4 separate regions of the Mus musculus genome follow, and regions 2, 3 and 4 are each linked to region 1. A link is a loop called in an ENCODE intact Hi-C map of the cell type or tissue named here. Cell type or tissue: left cerebral cortex. All regions are shown on one strand. Region 1 holds the start of Slc6a5 (solute carrier family 6 (neurotransmitter transporter, glycine), member 5). Region 2 holds the start of Dbx1 (developing brain homeobox 1). Region 3 has its middle 39 kb from the start of Gm45985. Region 4 has its middle 16 kb from the start of Dbx1.

What was found. Peaks named below come from ENCODE experiments on the same cell type or tissue, not always from the same donor. Only the 100,000 strongest peaks of a DNase experiment are listed, where the experiment ranks them.
Region 2: it touches region 1 in a loop (7-fold over the local background); 11 of 42 quality-filtered maps call a loop at or near these places.
Region 3: it touches region 1 in a loop (6-fold over the local background); 2 of 42 quality-filtered maps call a loop at or near these places.
Region 4: a loop joins it to region 1, with 6 times the contacts of the local background. A loop is called at or near these places in 31 of 42 quality-filtered maps.

The regions. Positions count from the first base shown.
Region 1 is chr7:49,907,934-49,912,933 of GRCm38, forward strand. Slc6a5 (solute carrier family 6 (neurotransmitter transporter, glycine), member 5) reads left to right here and starts at 2,366. Exons shown (of 16, transcript NM_001146013.1): 1 at 2,366-2,448; 2 at 3,768-4,310. The coding sequence starts at 2,446. In left cerebral cortex, no CTCF peak of the experiment used is centred here; DNase peaks (open chromatin) are centred at 1,884, 2,606 and 3,707.
Region 2 is chr7:49,632,969-49,637,968 of GRCm38, forward strand. Dbx1 (developing brain homeobox 1) reads right to left here and starts at 3,867. Exons shown (of 4, transcript NM_001005232.1): 1 at 3,381-3,867; 2 at 2,659-2,760; 3 at 521-723. The coding sequence starts at 3,747. In left cerebral cortex, no CTCF peak of the experiment used is centred here; no DNase peak of the experiment used is centred here; H3K4me3 peaks cover 504 bases.
Region 3 is chr7:49,675,898-49,680,897 of GRCm38, forward strand. No RefSeq gene overlaps it. Among named protein-coding and RNA genes, the nearest start is that of Gm45985, 39 kb to the left of the region's middle. In left cerebral cortex, no CTCF peak of the experiment used is centred here; DNase peaks (open chromatin) are centred at 2,237 and 2,617.
Region 4 is chr7:49,618,226-49,623,225 of GRCm38, forward strand. No RefSeq gene overlaps it. Among named protein-coding and RNA genes, the nearest start is that of Dbx1, 16 kb to the right of the region's middle. In left cerebral cortex, a CTCF peak has its summit at 2,137; no DNase peak of the experiment used is centred here.

The DNA of each region.
Region 1 (5,000 bases):
GCCAGGTCCCTGCTTCACTGTAGGGGGGAGGAGGAGGGAGGTGTTGCTCTTTTGGTCACTATCCTGTTGGAGCGACTCCTCTCGGTGTCTGGTCCCTGAACTGTCCCTCCACTCTATCGGCAGCCCCTCCTTTCTGGAATCTTGCGGCTGGAGGAGGGGGGGTTCTTTGTGGAGCTTGAACTGGCGCCTACTCGTCACCCGCCTCTGCAGGACCTTATTAGCCCCATGCTAACTCAAATGCGCACTTGAGCAGGCGACACGTCAGATCTGAGGCTGAGCGGGGGCGTTGGGCATCACTCACGGTCAGCAACGAAGTGGGGGTGGAGGGTAGCGGGAAGTAGCCCTGCACGACTCGGCCACCTCAGTACATTCCCTCCTTACTGGCCAGGCTCTTTTGCACACTCCACCGACTCCCGCGTCAAGTCTGGCAGGGGCTGCTCAGATGCAAATTTGGAGACTAGCCACAAGCTTTGAAGTCGTGACTATTTGCTGTCAAAGTGGCCTCTGGACCTCAGAGCCAGACCTGAATCTTAACTAGAAGCGGGTCTCATGACTCCATTGAAGCCACTCCCGGACATTGCACTTTCTTGGGATTTGAGGATATTACAGGACTGTCAACCCTACCGGCTTTCAGAGCCTTTTTCAGTCAGAGTACCCCAGGGTCCCACTCATCCCCTTATTCCTCCTCTGAGTCCTTCCCCATTTCTCGGTTGCCTAGAGTGGTGACTGGTGCAGGCAACGGGCTGTGGAGGAGCTAGTAACTTCAAAATAGACCCTGACCTTAGCGTTCACAGCATAAACACTGGAATAATTTCCGAAAGGCTGTTGGCAAACTTAAACGTAATAATTTCGTGGAAGCGTTGCAGATGGCCTAATAGTAAAAGCTCAGTAAATGTCAGTAAAAGGCTATCTGGAACCCGAAAGACACTGGGAGGACAAGGCTCCTCTGGCTGCCTACTCGCCCCCATCCCCCGCTGCCATCCCCAATCCCAAATAGTGCAGACCCAGAATCCAGGTGGCTATCCTGGGAGAGCCAGGCTCACAGAGGCATCTACCACTCTTGGAGTCTTGGAAGGGTGAGGGAGGAGACCCGAGTGGAGCAGCAATGCCCCCGGCATCCACCGCAATCTGCCACCGCAGCCTGCGCCCTCGGCCGCTGCCGCGGCTTTGTCCTGGCTCCGCAGGGAGACAGCCCAGTCGAGTGCGACGGCACGGACCCGGAGGCGGTGGGCCCCGTTGCGCGCTCAGCGCTTTCCAAGCTTCCCGTTCCAGAGGCCACGGTTCCCTAGCTAGGCTGTCAAGACAAGAGAGAGGGGAGGCATATTGCTGCAAATCCCCTTCTAGTTTTCAAATGACACCTTTGCAAAGGGCTTTTCCCTTTTGTGATCGTGGTTGCTGCCTTGTACCTCGGGTAAAGTTCATAGTCCACCTGGCCACTTCAGACCTGGGCGGGAGCCCGCAGTCTCTTCTTAGGGTTTCCCAGAGAGCCAGCCCTGCCCTGGGTTGCGGGGTGGGGGTGGGGGTGGGGATCCTCGTTTCAGGTAAAACTGCATTCTCCAATCAGGCCTTATTTTAAAAGGATTTTTGTTTGGAGGACCACGGAGAAAGGGTGGGTTTTACATGGCTGGAGGACTAAGTCAGTATTTAAAAATAAATAAATAAATAAATAAATAAATCCAGAAGAGCCTAAAACGTACAACGAGAAACAGGATTAGCAGAGACAAACAGGGATGAGAAAAGTGCATTTAATAGTTTAAACGAAAACTCGGGGTCTTTCCTTAGATTGACTTTCTGGAAAGGCTGGGATGTAGGGATCTGAACACCACACACTGACCAGCCAGGTGCGCCCTGACCAAATACAGGGCTCTACCCTGGAACAGGCATAGAAGATCTGGCTGGATACCCGAGACAGGCCTGGCATTCTTTGGGGGGAGGGGATACTTTTGAATCGGACAGAGATTCAGGGAGAGCGCAAGCAAATTTGATGGGAGAGGGAGACTGATTTGACCCCCCCCCCTCCCTCACTTTAATCCAATCTGTTTGGTTGGCGGCTGCGCCTTGCCTTGGAGTCTTGGGCGCAGTGGGACGTGTCTCTCCCATGTTTCCCTTAATTAGGAGGTGGCAAACTTTTCTCGTTCCCTCCCACCGGCTTTGGTTTAGTAATCAGACCCACATGAGTCACGCCAAACACGCAGCCCCCTCCTACCGGAGTGACAACAAGACAGCGTACTCCAGGCTGTTGTCCCTTTAAAATCCGAATCCAAAGGGGTAATGATTTATCAAACGTGTATTATCAGGAAGATGTCAAACGAAGGGCACCTTGCTTCCCACTGACGCAAACCCAGCCTTTCCCGGGGAGATATAGAAAGCGCCTCTTGTTCCAGGGCCAAACCTAGATCAGTAGAGGATTTTACTCTACGGTTCAATCTGTTGTCCGCATCAGACATGGTGAGTGCTTGCTTTTATTCTCTAAAGAAAGGTGGAAGTGGGGATAAGGATGGCTGGCTCGTTTGGGGTATTTCTTTTTGGAAATATCTGCAATAGGTGAGAGGCAGAGAACCATTTTCGAAGGCTCAAGTTCAGGTATTCGTACTTGGGAGCCTTGCCGGAGGGCAGAGGAGGTTTCCCTAGATGGTAAAGCTGCTCTTAAACCCGGTCTTAGGTACTGTCCGTGGTACTGAAAGTCAAGATTCCTTTAACCGCGAGTCGCTCTGGGTCTTAGGGACAACTGAGAACGCAGACTGGAGTCCAGGCATTGGGTTTGGTGCACGTAAACTCGGTTTGTGCGTTTGTGAAGCGGGTTAGAGCAGAGATTTTCGGTTGATGAGAAGGTAGTTTGATTGGTTTTACAGTGAAGTAATTATACTATCTTGGAACTCTGAAAGGTAACACTAGCACGCGGAAGCCGAAGGGAAACCCACTTCTGGCAAGTCTTTAAAATTCAATAGGGAGAAAGCTAATGAAAATTATTGGTGAGTTTTGGTCCTCAGTCAAGAGTTGGGAGGGAAAGAATATTATATTACTGGAAATGGACAGCAAAATAAAAATAAAAAATTGGCAAGATCCGTATACATTGGAGGGGTCTGGAATCAAGTGGAGAGAATGTAAGGGTCAAAGCCAGCTACTATGCGTTTCCCATCTAGTTTATTGTTTTAGTGGTGGGCTGTTTGTTGGTAGTAATATTTTGATTTTAAAAAAAACAAAAAACAAAAAACCTTTAGCCTTGACTTTGCATCTTGGGTGACCAAGGTAGGCTGAATGCTGGAGTTTGAATTTACCCGTGTGGCTTCCAGCCTTGGCCTACCCCAGAGCATGTTTTGTGATCACAGCTTGTCTATGGGGGGAAAAAAAGGCAATGTGCATTGTTGAATGACAAAGGAAATGGGGCGGAAAATTAAAGAATCTTTCTCCACAATGGTGAAGGGGATGTGGTACCCACAGCCTTGATTTGAAATCCACAGAGGGCAGGGAGCTCCTGGCTGTAGGGTTATTTCTATATTGCCCGCCTCTTTCCCCCTGTCAAAACCCACTCATTCTTCGGTCTTAGTTCCTCCTCCACTTGGGAGAAAATATTAGCTTCTTCATGTCCCAGGATTACAGACGTGTCTGGCGAGTGGAGAAACACCGGTTCCGTTTGCTACCCTGTCTATTTTGTGCCTGGACCTGGAATGTGTGCATCTGTGTATGCAGACCCATATATTTTATTTTTAATGCTGCCGTGACTTTTTGTTTGTTTGTTTTGCACGAACTTGACATTGTGTTTGCAGGATTGCAGTGCTCCCAAGGAAATGAATAAACAGCCAGCCAACATCTTGGAGGCAGCGGTGCCAGGCCACCGGGATAGTCCTCGTGCACCTAGGACCAGCCCTGAACAGGATCTTCCTGCTGAGGCCCCCACGGCCACTGTCCAGCCGCCACGTGTGCCCAGGTCGGCTTCCACCGGCGCCCAAACTTTCCAGTCTGCGGATGCGAGAGCCTGCGAGGCCCAGCAGTCCGGAGTAGGGTTTTGTAATCTCAGCAGCCCCCGGGCACAAGCGACCTCCGCGGCCCTCCGGGACTTAAGCGAAGGGCACAGCGCACAGGCCAATCCCCCTTCCGGGCCCGCCGGGGCTGGCAACGCTCTGCACTGCAAGATTCCAGCTCTGCGTGGCCCGGAGGAGGACGCGAACGTGAGTGTGGGCAAGGGCACGCTGGAGCACAACAATACCCCAGCCGTGGGCTGGGTGAATATGAGCCAGAGCACAGTAGTGTTGGGAACCGATGGCATCGCGTCGGTGCTCCCGGGCAGCGTGGCCACCACTACCATACCGGTAAGCAGGTCACAAGCGGCCCCGCTGCCTGCTGCTCACCAACCGCGCGTGAAGGGGAGCTGGGCCCTGGCGGGTGCACGTATGCTGATGTTGAAACGGGTTGGCAATGCCAGGTGGTGGATGCTGGAGGCAGCTTTGGGGCTTCGGAAGCTCGCACTGCTGGGGGCGGGGAAGGGGGCTCAGGTCCTCAGTTAAGGTTTGGGGTGTGTGTGTGTGCAGCGATCGAGCCAGCAAGGTTTGGACTTGCTCTTCCCAGCCTCAGCTGTAGAACCGGTGCAGATCCGTTAAAAAAAAAAAAAAAAAAAAAAAAAAAAAAAAAAAAAGCAGATAGATTCTGCATCTTGCAACAGACGCAAGAGTCTCCATCCTATCAATGTCTGAGTCTTTTTCGGTTCTTTAAAAAGAAAAACTACAATAGAAAAGGAAGCCTGCGGTGGTATGGGAGGGGGATATAGCTTATTCTGAGAGCTCTCCCCATGTGAGTCTACCCCAGAACTACCCCAGAACTCTCAATGAGGCGCTGCTGAAGTTAAATTTAAGCATCAGGGTCTCTTAATCTGGCCTCTTCTAAATCCCAGAATGTAGTTTCTTTTTTCATTCCCCTAACATAAGCCCTCTCCCTTGTATACGGTTTGGTTCGGTTCGGTTCAGGCCCTTCCCAGTTGGGTATCCCCTTAACCGGAGATAGGA
Region 2 (5,000 bases), 270 kb before region 1:
CCCTCTTAACTCTTGCTCCTCTGGTCTATCTACCTGCCAGCCCATTCATATTGGATCGAATTCATGCTTCATTCACTCGTCCCCATAGCCATGACCCACCCATCCATCTATCCAATTCATGTGTCCATCCGCCTACCCCATACACACACACACACACACACACACACACACACACACACACACACACACGTACGTACGTATCCATGTACACATCCTCCACCTGCATACACACCTACCCATGCATATGCATCTATCTATTTATCCATATAGCTATCCATGTACCCTTACGTCCATCCATCCTCTCATTCGGCACTTGACTCAGCTGGGCAGGTGGGGGAGTAAGATAGAAGGGTGGGGTGGGGTGGGGTGGAAAAGGAGGCTGCTCTGGGGAAACCTCAAATAACTTGGCCTGGGTTTCCCCAGCTGCTCCGCCAGCCTAAGAGGCACCAGAGAGCCCTTGCAATTGATTGGCAGGGGCTAGCATGGCGTGTGAGGGTGGGGCGGTGGAGGCCGCTCGCACCTGCGAGTCCTTCAAGCCAAGCTTGGAGGCCAGCTTTTTCCGGTCTGGCTTGCTGATGTACTTCTGCTTCTGGAACGTCTTCTCCAGGGCTTTCCGCTGCACGTCAGAGAACACGGCTCTGCGCAGCATGCCCCGGCGAGGCTTGCCGCGAGCAGCCAGCGGCCAGGAGAAGGTCCCAGGGATAGGCACGACGCTGGAGGAAGCTGCGGGGTGAGGGAAGTAGAGAATGAGCCGGGTGTCCTGCAGAGCCGAGCATCCGCCTCTCCCAAGCTGTTTTCACTAGCGTTCTCCCTCCTTTTTCCCCCTCGAGTCCCTTCATCTCTTTAAAACACTCCTTTTTCTCCCCGTAGAGAATAGACGGAGAACCTACAACCTGTCTGAGTGAAAGGCGCTTTCCGCACAAATAACTTTCGCTTTCAACCGTGCAAACCCGGATTAGGAAAAAACCCACGAAAACAGCAGCCACAATTGCCTTTTGCTTACCCGCCCCCCCACTTCCATTCAATGGTCTTACAGAAACAGTCCGCACCAAACAGCTTAAATAGCAACAGAATAAAATAAATTACAGAAATGAAAATAATCCCACAGAGACCACTCAGCACACCTCCACTTTCCCCCCCCCCCAAGACCCACGGACACGCAATCACCTTGGTGCTGTCAGTACCTTTTAAGACAAGGCACTTTGCTGGTTTGGCAGACAGAAAAAAGTCTGTTTTGGCTTAAAAAAAATCCAGTCATTCATCGTTTTAAAAACTACATATGATTTTTCTGCCTCCCCCACAACGTAAAGAAATCAGCGTGAATACAAGGAAAGTGGCGTCTAATTAGCACATTGACCGCTTCCCACTGGGAATTGGCGCTATGAAAAGGGGGAGAGTTTCGCTTTAAGGGAGAGAAAAAGAAAAACAAAAAGAAACAGAGACGCTAACGAAGCGTGAATGGTAATTGTGTAGTAATGAACTAACCGCAAAAGGCTATGGACAAGCAGCGAGAGCCATATATTACCGGGACAAAAGAGGTTTACACTCAGGCTAAACACAACTGCAGGCGGAGACGATTGGGAGAGCGGTGATGGCAGAGGCTTCTCTACCCCCAATCTTTCACATTAAATGGACACGAAAAGCTATTTATAAAGCTCGGGTTGTTTTTGTTAGACCATTGAGACCCGGGAGAAAGGAGCAAATTCCATTGTCGGCAAAAGCCTGAATGGTGGTGGAAGAGAGTTTCTTCTCTCAAAAAAAAAAAAAAAAAAAAAAAAAAAAAAGCGTCGCTAGTTTCTTTTGCTGATGTTGGGAGTGCTGTCCTGGTCTTGCCCTGCCCCCACCCACTGCACTTTGGCTCTGGTCCCTTCTTGTCTAGGGGGCTTCCCTGCTTTTTAAAGCAGCTTTAAAGTGTTCGAGGCAATGCTTGAACACTCGTAGTTCTCAGCATGAAAACTCTTGAGGGTGCTTCTTCGCCTGTAGACTAGGACCCATAGCGGGATTCTGTCAACTGTTTCCTTTTTACAGAAAGAGCCCACCGGCATGATATAGGGTTGGGAAATCAAATTGGCAAGATAAGGTTGGGGTCGCGGGAGGATCTAGACTTCCTACCCTTAGGTAACCCCCAAGCATCGCACACAAGAGGGCACCCCATGCGGTCTTGTGGAGGGAAAAAAAAGCAGCCCTGAATGAATGTTAACAGGAAATTAGCTGCGGCTGGTAGGTGTTTTTCGGCGGCGTGGAGGGGCGAGGGCCGGTCTGCGTGTGGCTGCCGGAGGAGCTGGCCAATTGGTCACGGTGCTGAGACCTTTGTGGCGAATGGTGGCCAAGTGCACCAACTCTGTGGGAAACGGCGGCATGAAGGGATGCCAACAGCTCCTCGCCGGGAAGGGAACCGCCTCAAATGTGGACCATGACAATTCTTGCTAATTTGTAGAGCAGGGAATTGGTGCATAGTGTCAAGCAGTCACTGCTTGTGCTAAATGGGGTATCAAATTGGCGCGACGGATTCGTGAATGTTGTACGCCTCGCAACCTCTGAACCAGAGCGTAACCCCGAGGGGTGGACGGAGAAATACGACTTCGGGGTAGGGAGCGACCGGCCGGGACTGGAACGGGCTGTCCAGCCCGGAGCGGGAAAAACACGAAAGAGACCTACCTGGGAAATAGGAGGATCTGATAAAGGGTTGGAACGAGCCTTCGAAGTATGGAAAGGCGAACGTCTTGGGAGGAGGGCTCTGCAGCAAAGCGGGCGAAGTTTCTGGTAGGGCGAGGGAAGAGAGAGAGAGAGAGAGAGAGAGAGAGAGAGAGAGAGAGAATGAATTTGATCATGTGTTTGAATACTGTGTGGAGCATCGCGTACACGATCTAATTCACACTGCAGCAGGTATCAGAGGCATCTTTTAGAACGTATTCACTAAGTAAAATAAATTTGCGCAGCGTCGTCTCATTTGTGCCCCCATTTCATCACCATTCCAGAGACTTAGGAAAATAGGGAGGGGTGGGGTGGGCTATTGCAGATCTATCCATAATAGTACAAACCAACACAATAAACGTACTTGTTGGGTTTAAAGCAAAAAGTCTCTTTCCTAGTCTTGAGGGCGGGAACGCAGGCACCAAAGCGCGTGCGCTGAGACGCCCGACTAAGGAACTGCACTCACTGGCCCGGGGCTCAAGTTCATTTTGAGGATACTCGTAAGGCCTGAGACTTTTCTTCCCCTTAAAACCTCAGTACCATCGTTTCATAATCAGTAACCTGGCCCTTGAGGTCTGAGTTCCTGCGTGGAAATGTGCACTAACAAGCGCGGAGGAACAAGTTTGTGAAGGATTGAGTGGCTGTCAGGCCGCGGAACGCACGTCGAGGGCACGGCTGTATCTTACCTCTTCTAGGCGCCGAGGAAAGGATGGCATTCACCCCAAACTTCAGAAACGTGGGCTCGCTGGCAGGGGAGAGGGCGGTCTGTGGAGAACTGCCTCGCCGGCTCCCGGACCCAGGAGAGCCCAGGTCTGAGGTCCCCGAGTCGGCGAGGGCTGCAGGGGCCTCTTGACTGGGGGGTGACAGGCTGGCAGCGGGTATGCTGCGGGACAGGTAGGTGGGAGGCCGGCTGATGCGGATCAAATCTTCTACTAGGAAACTAGAGTGGCCGGAAAATGCGGATTGAAGGGACTGGGGCAGTGTTAAGGTGGGCGTGGGTCGCAGGAGGCTAGGGTATCCCGCGGGAGGCGCAAGGAGGCCGGGGAACATCATGGTTAGAGCGGGTCTGGCAGTAGCTCCCTTTCCCTGGGCCGGAGGGCAAGCGCCTGGCTTCCCGCCCCTCCCCCGATGCCCTCTTTGGCTCAGTATCCTGGTAACCGTCCTACTTGGGCGTCTGCGAGTCTTCTGTGGCTCTCCGGTCCAGGAGATGGTTTTATAGTGGCCCGCCCGCTCCAGCTCTTTGAAAACTGACAGCTCTGACAATGAAGTTCAACAAAGTTCTCCACTCGGGCTTCATTCGCGGGAGGCTCCAGGCTCTCTGATTGGTTCAGGGATGCAATTTATGATTGGATTAGTCTTCATAAGCATGGCCCTCACAATGGGGCGGCAACAAAGGCCGGCGCTCATCAACGCTGTGCATCGACGGCCTCTCTGCTATACAGTGAGTCCCCAAAGCTCTCGCTGGAGGTTTTTGTTCTGAAGCAACACCCGGGCTAATTAAATGCCTATTTAGAAGTTTCAGATGACATCTTGCCTCATAGAAAAGGAATTATTTAAAGAACGCACTAAATTTATCTGCGGCCTCCTGCTGAGACTAGAAAATAAATCAATAAATATTCATAGAACTACATCTCCAGGCTATCGGTAAAATAACTCTCCCTTGTGTGTGAGGGGCCGTGTGGAAAATTTCAAGCCCTTAAGTATGAAAACATACCGGTCTCCAGCTATTTCTCACTCAATGGGACTCGTAGAGCAGATGCGAGGGATGGGTTAGAAGTCCCACTCCCACACCCAGGGAGACTTGGAAATATAGAAACTCCGGTGCCATCCGATGACAGTCCGTCAGGGTTGGGAAGATTTGAGGGGTGTTGTTTTGTTTTGTTTTGTTTCCGGAGAATAGTTGAATTCCAAAGTTAGTGGGAAAACTATTTATTTCTAATTCCCAATAACCTGAAAAGAGGAAGAGAGGGAGGGAAGGAGTGAGGGAGCAGGGAGAGGGGAGAGGGAGAGAGAAGAGAGAGGGGGAAAGAGGAGGGAGGGAGGGAGAGAGGGAGAGAGAGAGAGAGAGAGAGAGAAGAGAGAGAGAGAGAGAGAGAGAGAGAGAGAGAGAGAGAGAGAGGAGAGAGAGAGGAGGGAGGGAGGGAGAGAGAGAGAGAGAGAGAGAGAGAGAGAGAGTGTTTTCAGAGAACTTCTTTGGGACTCCGCCCAGAGTGCAAGGCCGTTCACTTGAAGGAGGAAGGAGCCTGGCAGAGCCCTGAACCTAACCGGGCTGGGAATTCCACTTGGGAAGGGCTCAAAACCTTGAG
Region 3 (5,000 bases), 230 kb before region 1:
TTAGGATTACTTTTCCCAAAGTCTCGACACCATGCAGTGAATACCATGGCCCCCTTGGGGTGTTTGGTGACAGGGTGAGGCCCATTCTTTTCTTCATCATTAATGTGGAAGCAGTTTTTGAGCTGGGCATCACTTGTGGGCACAAGGAAGTGGGCGTGTGAATCTGCTGCATTGCATCCCACACTTCCTGCATTCATTCATGAGGGGATGGCGCGCATCCTTGGGACTGGTTACCAGCTGCTCATTCTGCAGAATTCGAGACTTCCTGAGATCTGAAAAACACCACCTACTCCTCCACTATCCCCTGATGAGCTTTGTGGTCCTCAGTGGCATCACTTTTAATTTTTCTGATTGGCAACAGGTGGCCATTATGGAATTGAGCTGTGGACATGTGGCATCTCTATTCCCTGGTCTAAGAGCATGGACTGGGGGCAGGTGAGATGGCTCAGTGGTTAAGAGCACTGACTGCTCTTCCAAAGGTCCTGAGTTCAATTTCCGGCAACCACATGGTAGCTCACAACCATCTGTAATGAGATCTGATGCCCTCTTCTGGTGTGTCTGAAGACAGTTACAGTGTACTCACATACATAAAACAAGTAAATAAATAAATCTTTAAAAAAAAAGAACATGGACTGTTTTCAATATATTCTCTCTGTGGAGATGAGCCTTCTTTTCTTTCTCTTCTAGGCAGCCGAAGTTCACTTTCTTCACGTCTGAAACCTTCGGGGGCTTCAGATCTCTTGTGCAGTTTCCTACTTGCTAAAGAAAAAATTGGCAAACTCATCTCAAAGCAGCTGAGCCTTCTCCTGCTACCGGTGTGTGCATGATGTGCATGACCGATGACTCTTAAGCAGCTTCCAGTCTCCCTGCTTTTGCAAGGGGGACCTCAGCTCCCCTCCCACCAATACGTGGCCTCTTCCTGCTCCCTCTTCAAGGCATAGTTTACATGCCTTCTCCTACACTGCAAGGCGCTCTCTCCCCCCTTCTGAACTCTTATTTTCTGCTTTGTGCCCAAGGAACTGGGAACCTTCCTGTAGGGTCTGTGTATTCCCACAATTTCATGACAACTAAGCTCCCAGTAAATATCTGAGGGCCCCATGGAGGAACGGGATGTAATCTAGAGGGCCTTTGGGAGAATATTTCATTCGAATCAATATTGAGAAGTGCTAAGTTCCCGTTTCTTTGAACATGCCTGTTCCCCTGTCTGCCTGCCTCACCCTTCACTTCGAAGCAGCCTTACTCTTGCTTTTTGCTTTTTTTCCACGATAAATTTACAGCTCCCACGAAGCCTGTCGTTGGAAGTTCGCTCCTGTTCTCATCTTCCTTTACAATGTTTGTAATCACGTGAGCTGCCTTTGAGAGTGAGATCACACTCTAAATCTCATGATTAACCTTTCACATTGTGAGATGGCTGGCTCAGAGCGCCTTGCTCCCTACACTGGGGGTGTGTTTCTCCTTTCATCTTTGCCGCTGCTGCTTCCGTACTTTGCAAGCCACGGGCTAGCTGAGGAGGGCCTGTTGGGAAACATTCTCATCTCAAATGAACACATCCAAGGCACAAAACCAATCAAATGTGTAAACACCGTGAACACCCTGTGCAACTCTGACACTTAGGCTCCTGGAGGCAGCTGACATAGTTGCAAAGGTTTTGTTATTTTGAATACAGAAATCTTAGAAGTCAAGGTGTAGGAAAACGTACTGAAAACACAAATTGCATTTATTTATTCGGAGGGAAAAAATCCCAAATAGAAAAATGTTTAAATAAAAATGTTTAAATGAATCAGAATATTCAATCGTAAGTCTTTTGTGAGTCTGGGGGCTAAATCTGTGGACACTGTAATTTTATGTACAAATAACAGATATACTCTCTTAAAGCTTTACAGAAATGCATTCATAGAAAATAACCAGTGCGGAGATTAGAAGTGAGCAAAGTTTCATATTTTAAAGTCACCGTTTTAAGGTTAGTTACAATAACTCACAATTACACGTCTTTTCTTGGCTACTAAAGCATGAATGACCAATCAGTATTTAAACCAAGGAAAAGCATTTGTTTTATACTAATTGGTTATAGACCTCATCATAGGCATGAAGTGAATGCAAGCTGGATTTGAACACCCCAAATAGTACTAAAATGGATGTTGAATGTGTTATTGGACGAATGATATTTCATCGAAAGACAGCACGAAAGAGTTGTGCATGGCAAAGCTCTGCCGTCATTATTTTTTACTCTCCTAAACTGACCTGTTAATGAAACGCACCCATGCCCTGCGTTAGGATCCGTTTCATTAATACCCAGAACTTTTGTTCTGCGCTTTACATTGGAAACAGATTTAAGTATTAAGCGCCTCGAAGGTCTGCAGCCTGGAAACCTTTCCGAATTTGTAACAGGGACCAGAACAGACCGCATTACACTCTCCAAATGGTGCGGCTTTGCATTTGAATGTCCGAATTATCCTGGTTTCTTAGAGACGAGCACTACACCAACATCTTAAATCCTCAAAATACTGTTCGCTTCGCTGAATGCTTGCGATCTAAGCATATGTGTAATTATTCTGTAATTCTCCCCAAAATGTGATTCCTTGGAAATGCAGACTAGAACTCCCCTATTGTAAACTACTTCTTTGTGGCCATTCCTTTAAATATGGTAACAAGCAAGTGTGTGTGTCTGGGCTTACTGCCTTGATAAGGATGGGTTTCTTCCCAAGCGCTCCTCGGGACACCCATGGGGGAAATTTGCCCTGCATTTGTTTAAGGGTGGAGACCCCGATCACAAAAAGACCATTTAAAAATGGTTTCCATTACAAGGGGGGAAGCTCTTGCCAGCGGACCTGTCCTCTGTCACACACAATAGCCTTAGAAATAGTTTTAGGTAAGAAGCTGGAACTTGTAAATGTCCCCAGAGCCGGTCATTGTCACCGTGGTCGCTGAGAAATTCTAGAGCAGCCTAGGATCCCTGTGCCTCTGCAAACAGCTTCAGATGGGCTGTACTGTGGACAATTAAAACATACACTTTAAAAACTGACAGCTGGAAAGGACTGCAGTGGAGCGGGGGAGGGAATGGTGTGGAAGGGGAACTCGGGACAGCGCAGTTCTGAAGTTACCATTTTGCAGGAACTTTGAGGTGAGTCCTTGGTGAGGACTTTCCCAGGGATCAGTCTTGGCAAGCAGGGATGTCAAAATGTGAGATGCCAAGTGTGGTCGTCGTTTGCAAATTGATAATGCACGGTTCAAATCTCACTGGCTGTGGCGGCCACAACCCTCATTAACTGTAGTATGAGGCCTCTCATTTGGCCTCAAAGAGGAATGGGTCTGTGGGGGAGGGAGGAAAGTCAGCTTTCAGGGTCGTAGCTAGGCTGTGAATAATTGATAATCACCCTGAAACAGGTGCCTGCATTGGAAAAAATCCCTCCTTGTGGTATAATTTTGCAAATCACTTGGCTTTCTCGCTCATATAGCTCTCCAGCAGTACCATTTTTTGGACCATAAAGCTAAGAACGATTTTAGCATTCCATGAGCTTAGAGAGTAGTGGTCTATAGCGTTTCCTTGTTTGTTTTTTGTTTGTTTGTTTGTTTGTTTTGTTTTGTTTTGTTTTGTTCTGGGTAAGTGTATTTTAAGGAATTTGAAATGTGGGGCTAGACTATTGTGACAGAGATGGAAAAAATCAGTTACGTAGCTGAGGTTGGCCAAGCGCTTGCTACATAGCCCGAGATGACTTTGAACTTCTGATCCTCCTGCCTCTACCTCCTGAGTGCTAGGTTTATAGATGCCTGCTAACACATGGTACCGGAGCCCTGAGTTTCATGCATGTTACAGCCGAGCCACAAACCCAGCCTATCTCAATTGTTCCAGAAGCACAGAGGCAATGAGTGAAGCCATTGGGGTACTGGCTGCGGGGAGGGCAGCAGATACTGGGACGAGAAGCCACCTGGATTTCCAAGAGACCCTTCCTTTGGGCTGCCCATTCCTAGCGGCTGATATGACTTTAGAAAACATCTGTTTTGAGTTGGAGGGTAGCATTAGAAATTAGAAAGAACCCACTCTGTTGCTTTGAGATCCAGCCCCCTTCCCAAAGAGAGACTGCTATGTGTAAATAGCAGAGGGTGTCTGAATTCTGCATGTCTACTTGGGTCATTTTTTTAAAGATCCTGTACAGTATCATTTATCTGTTTATTTGACAGATAGGGGAAGCATCATAGGGCTTTGGATGAATTGAACATAGGTCTGTATGTCTGTGCACTAATTTCATTATTGAGAGCCCCTCAATGCTCATGCAGGGGCACTCGGACGTTGCAAATACTTGTGCCACACTTAGGTGTCTTCGTGCCCTCGTAGGTCAGATTAGAAGTCAGAGCAGATGGACAGGGAATGAAGGGAAGGTCTCGAGACCTTGGGAACAGCAAGGCATGATAGCTGACAGCTTGATTGTGAGAGAGAGACAGAAAATCCATACAGAGTAGGCATAGAAAACGGTAACAGCTTAAGTCTGGACCGGCTCACAGGACAACCTATCAAGCCTAGAGGGTCTCAGAATATCACAGCACAGAAGAAAAACTGATGGGCACAGTTATGACGTCAAGAAATGAGTAAGTGGTGTTGCATGTGCTGGACGCTGAGAAGATACACTTAGGATGATTTCCATCGAAACAGATCAAAATTAAAACTAAGCTCAAAGTCTTTGTAAAATAAAAGAAGAGGAAAAGGCAAAACAAAACAGACAAAGCCTGAGGCCTTGTTGCTGGGAGATTTGAATGTGTTTGTGTGTGTATAGATTATTTCCTTCCCCACAAGTCAGCATGTACAGTTGGTTTTGGGTGTACAACCAATGCTTAGACTTTAATTGAGTTTTGCCACTAATTCTTTCTACAGTGAGACAATTGGTCTAGTGCAAAGAGCAACAATAAATGTGCAGAGAGGTATAGTAGTCTCTGCCCTGTGTGTGAGATGCGGGAGGGTTTAGTGGTCCCTGCCCCATGTGTGAGATGCGGGAGGGTTCAGTGGT
Region 4 (5,000 bases), 290 kb before region 1:
CAGGCAGTACCTTCTCTGATTACAGAGGTATAGCTTGCGCAGAGTAGGTCTTCAACAAACAACTTATAGGAGTACCAAACATCAGGCCTGAGACACCAGCAGAAGGAAGAGGTTATGTTTTTGGTTTTCGTCATTTGGGATTTTGTTTTTGCTGTTTTGTTGTTGTTGTTGTTGTAGCTAAAATCCATTCCTGTCTTTGTTCTTGTTCTGTTTGCCTGTGTGAGTGGTGACCACTCTGAGTGAGTGGTGACCACCTGTGTGGCTGTGAGCATGCATGGGATGTGTGAGATGGAACTGTGTCCCAGAACTTTTTCTACATGCCCAACCATACGCATAGCATGGACACACGCACGCACACACACACACCTATTCTCGTGACTAGCGCTCACTGTAGCCTTCTGGGTGCCTGCTGGGTCATCTACTCACCCATCCTCATCCCCTCGACTCTAGTCTGAGTTACTAATCGGTTTTTATCAGCTATGTCTTCCTTCAGATTTAAGAAAGGCAAAGCCAAGCTAGGAGCCTCCTTTGGCACCTGTCTTCCAGTTGGTTTCATCACCCAGCCCTTCTCAGAGCCAGTCTGCTCAAAAAACTTGTCTGCGGGGCTGGAGAGATGGTTCAGTGGTTAAGAGCACTGATTGCTCTTCTAGAGGTCCTGAGTTCAAATTCCCAGCAACCACGTGGTGGCTCACAACCATCTGTAATGGGATCTGACGCCCTCTCCTGGTGTGTCTGAGGACAGTGATGGTGTACTCAGACACATAAAATAAATGAAATCTAAAAAACAAAAACAAAAACCAAACAAACGGGTGCATTGGATTTCAGATTTATTTTATTATAACCAATAGTAAGAAATACATTTTACAGAACAATTCCACATGTGCATGTGTACACACATATGCATAGTCAGTTTCTTAGCTGGAGTACGTAAGCATACAATCACACAAGTACAGACACATCAGTGCATTGCACACACTATCACAACCCACTGGACATTTATAAACCATGCCACTTGATAACACAATGGGTTTTTTTCCATGTTTATTATATGTGTAGGGTACTTGGCCTACCTGTAAATCTGTGTGTCACATGTGTACAGTACCTGTGGAGGCCAGAAGAAGGTGTTGGATTCCTCGATTGAGGTTATAGATATATGTGAACCACTGTATGGATATCGGGAATTGAACCTGGGTCCTCTGGAAGAGCTGTCCGTGCTCTTAACCTCTGAACTATCTCTCCAGCCTCAGTGAAACCACACAAACAAAATCTCATTCATCTCAGGCCAGCCTCAGAGTTTCTGTGTAACTTATGGTAATGGGAGCACACACTATCACAACTGAATATATAGCTTCAGAGCCTCCTGTCCCAACCTCCCTGTCTTAGTCAGGGTTTCTATTCCTGCACAAACATCATGACCAAGAAGCAAGTTGGAGAGGAAAGGGTTTATTCAGCTTGCACTTCCACATTGCTGTTCATCACCAAAGGAAGTCAGGACTGGAACTCAAGCAGGTCAGAAAGCAGGAGCTGATGCAGAGGCCATGGAGCAATGTTCCTTACTGGCTTGCTTCCCCTGGCTTGCTCAGCCTGCTCTCTTATAGAACCCAAGACTACCAGCCCAGAGATGGTCCCACCCACAAGGGGCCTTTCCCCCTTGATCACTAATTGAGGAAATGCCTTACAGTTGGATCTCATGGAGGCATTTCCTCAACTGAAGCTCCTTTCTCTGTGATAACTCCAGCTGTGTCAAGTTGACACAAAACTAGCCAGTACACTCCCCTAGCATTGGAAGCACACACCCACCACACCCATTCTATACTGGGGATCAAGGCCAGGGTTTTGTGTATGAGGCTAGGATTCTGCCAGCTAAGCTGTATCCTCAGACCACAGTGAAAGTTTCTATTCAATTCTGTGTAACATGTTGTCCTTTAAAAAAAGAAAAGGAAGAAAAAAATTGGTTAATTTTTTTCTTTTTCTTATATTATTTTTTTAGCACTAAACATATTAAATTATATGTGACTATATTAATTAGTATATCAATTTATAGCTAAAACTAATACAATAAACCTATTCAAAGGATAATACAATAAATCCACTCCACCCACCCCCTCCTGCCTGCAATTCCTTGCCTCCTCCTCTAGGGGCAAGATGGGGGCAGGTATCTCTTGTGCACACTTGCCTGGTGTTAAACCTGCACATACTTGCAAGGTGTATGTTAATTTGAGAATGTTTCACATTTTGTTCTATGTAGAGTAGATTGGCACATATGGTGTGGGCTTGGGGTGGGAGCTACGGATTTAAGGGCCATCCTAGTACCCCTTTTCTAACAGAAACATTTTCTTTCCATTCCTCTGAACTCTCGATTACCACGAGTTCACCTCAGCTTTCCTGTGTACTCAAGTTTGTTTCGTGGTATTTCTTCTCTACTCAATACCGTATATCATAAAATCCAAAAGGGCCTTGTAAGGTTCCCAGTAAATTTGTCGTGACTCGTGACTCGCCACCGTAAAGCAGGGCACCTCCATATGCAGTGCTTTGCTCTGAAGGAAGGCTTTACGACAGAGCACCCCCGGCCCTCTCCTGCCTCTCTCACAGAACCAGATCTCCCCCCATAAAGTATAGAGAAGGCCTGAGGGCCCAAGGTCCTTGCCATACCAGGAGGAAAAGTGCTATGTGTGCAGAGGGTCTTTGGCTTTTCACCCCAGGGTCTTTGGCTTTTCATTCCTGAAGACTCCCATGCCATATGAAACTTACACCAGGCACATATCGTGTTTGATAACTGGGCATGTTAGTCACTGCCCTTGTTAGGTCTGGGTGAAGAATCCACCTTCCATCCCAACCTCCTAGCTCGCCTAATTGTCCCTCTTCTCATCCTCATGGCCATCTGAGAAACTGTCATGTCCCCCAAGATGCCCTTTGCTCTGTTCCTGTGATGACAACTCTCTTGGTGCCCAGTGTGGGCGTGTCTGTGAGAGCATTTCTAGAGATTTAACATTGAATGTGGGAGATACCATTTCATGGACTATAGTCTCCGAGAGAGGGGGGTGTAGTATATGCTTAACCCAGGGAGTGGCACTGTTTGGAACTGTGGCCTTCCTGGAGGAGGTGTGTCACTGTAGGCTTGGCCTTTAAGACCCTTGTCTTAGCTTTTTAGAAGCCAGTCTTCCACTAGCCAACTTCAGATGAAGATGTAGAACTCTCAGCTCTGTCTGCACCATGCCTGCCTGGATGCTGCCATGCTCCCTCCTTGATGATAGTAGACTGAACCTCTGAATCTGTGAGCCAGCCCCAATTAAATGTTGTCTTTACAAGAGTTGCCTTGGTCATGGTGTCTGTTCACAGCAGTAAATCTCTAACTAAGAGAGAGAGAGAGAGAGAGAGAGAGAGAGAGAGAGAGAGAGAGAGAGAGGAGAGAAGAAAGTGAGCTGAGCCCTCACACTGGTGCTATCTCTCCCTCCTTCCCCGTGCCTTCCCTGTTATGGTGGCTGATTTCTCAAACTATGAGCCAAAATAACTCCTTCCTTCCTTCCTTCCTTCCTTCCTTCCTTCCTTCCTTCCTTCCTTCCTCCCTCCCTCCCTCCCTCCCTCCCTCCCTCCCTCCCTCCCTCCCTTCCTTCCTTCCTTCCTTCCTTCCTTCCTTCCTTCCTTCAGCTGTTTTTATCAGGTATTTGTGACAGCAATGGGACAGGTAACGCGTATGTCCTCCTATCCCCTTTGTTGGCATCTTCTCTGCCCTACCCAGTCCAGGTGCTTCCATCCCTCTGTTTTCTGTCTTTAAGAACCGTGTGAACAGGGCTGGAGAGATGGCTCAGCGGTTAAGAGCACTGACCGCTCTTCCAAAGGTCCTGAGTTCAATCTCCAGCTACCACATGGTGGCTCACAACCATCTGTAAAGGGATCTAATGCCCTCTTCTGGTGTGTCTGGAAATAGCTGCAGTGTACTCTTAAAAAAAAAATCTTAAAAAAAAAAAACATTTGGATAATACACAACTGACTTACAGAGTAGATAAGCAAAGTAAGTTGCAGCCTTGTGAGGGAGCATGCAGCATCCTCCTGTCTGCCCAGCTCAGCTTCGGAGGACAGCCACGAGTCCCTCTGGCATCCTCTCTTTCCTCCTTCTGAGCAGACTTCTGCACACACCCCTGAGCATGCCGGCTCCTGGCTGAGAAGTGGATATCCGCATGCACCTGCTACGGAGTGTGCCCTTCCCTCCTTCCTGCTCCCACTGTGCACTGGCTGGAAGAGGGCTGTCATCAAGGACCACGAGGTGGGAACTGGGTACTGAGGAAGATGAAGAAGCCTGAGGTGTCCCATGATGCTGGTGGCTTGAAGCCACCACCCTGATGCTGTACTTCACACAGAGTAGAGGCGGGCAGACCTTCACAAACATTACCATTTGGGCTTTTCTTCCACTCAGATCCAGGATTTATTTAACTCAGCCTGTGCATCCTTGCCTTAGGCTCTTTCACCAAAAAGCCCATGTCTGATTTTGTGTTTGCTTTTTGCTAACATCTTCACCCCCCCCCCTTGCCTCCTGCACTCATTCTGACACCTGCTGATTCGGTTTTTAATGCCTCAAGTTCCCCCCACGTCCCTGCCCGTGTACCCATCATTTCTAACAGGTGTCGACTGTCATTCACATCTAATGGTCCCTACAAGTCTTCACCTTTGGAGACTTGGGATACTTTCCTATTACACAGAACAAACTCCAGGCTCCACTCAGGTCTATGATTTGGACTCTCCTGGAGCCTGGCTGTCACGTATCCTGTCTTCTGATGTCTTCCCATCATGTCCCACCCTTCACAGATTTGACATTAAGCAGTGTGGACAGGACATGCACCCTCTGGCCCCTGCAGATGTTACTGAATAAAATGTCCTCTTCCCAAAGATGCTTCCCCACTGCCTCTGTGCACTGCCTTCCCCTTTTAACTCTTCTCTACTCTTAAACTCCATATCACTTGTTCACTTACATGGCTGTTCTGTATCTCCCATGCTTACCTATA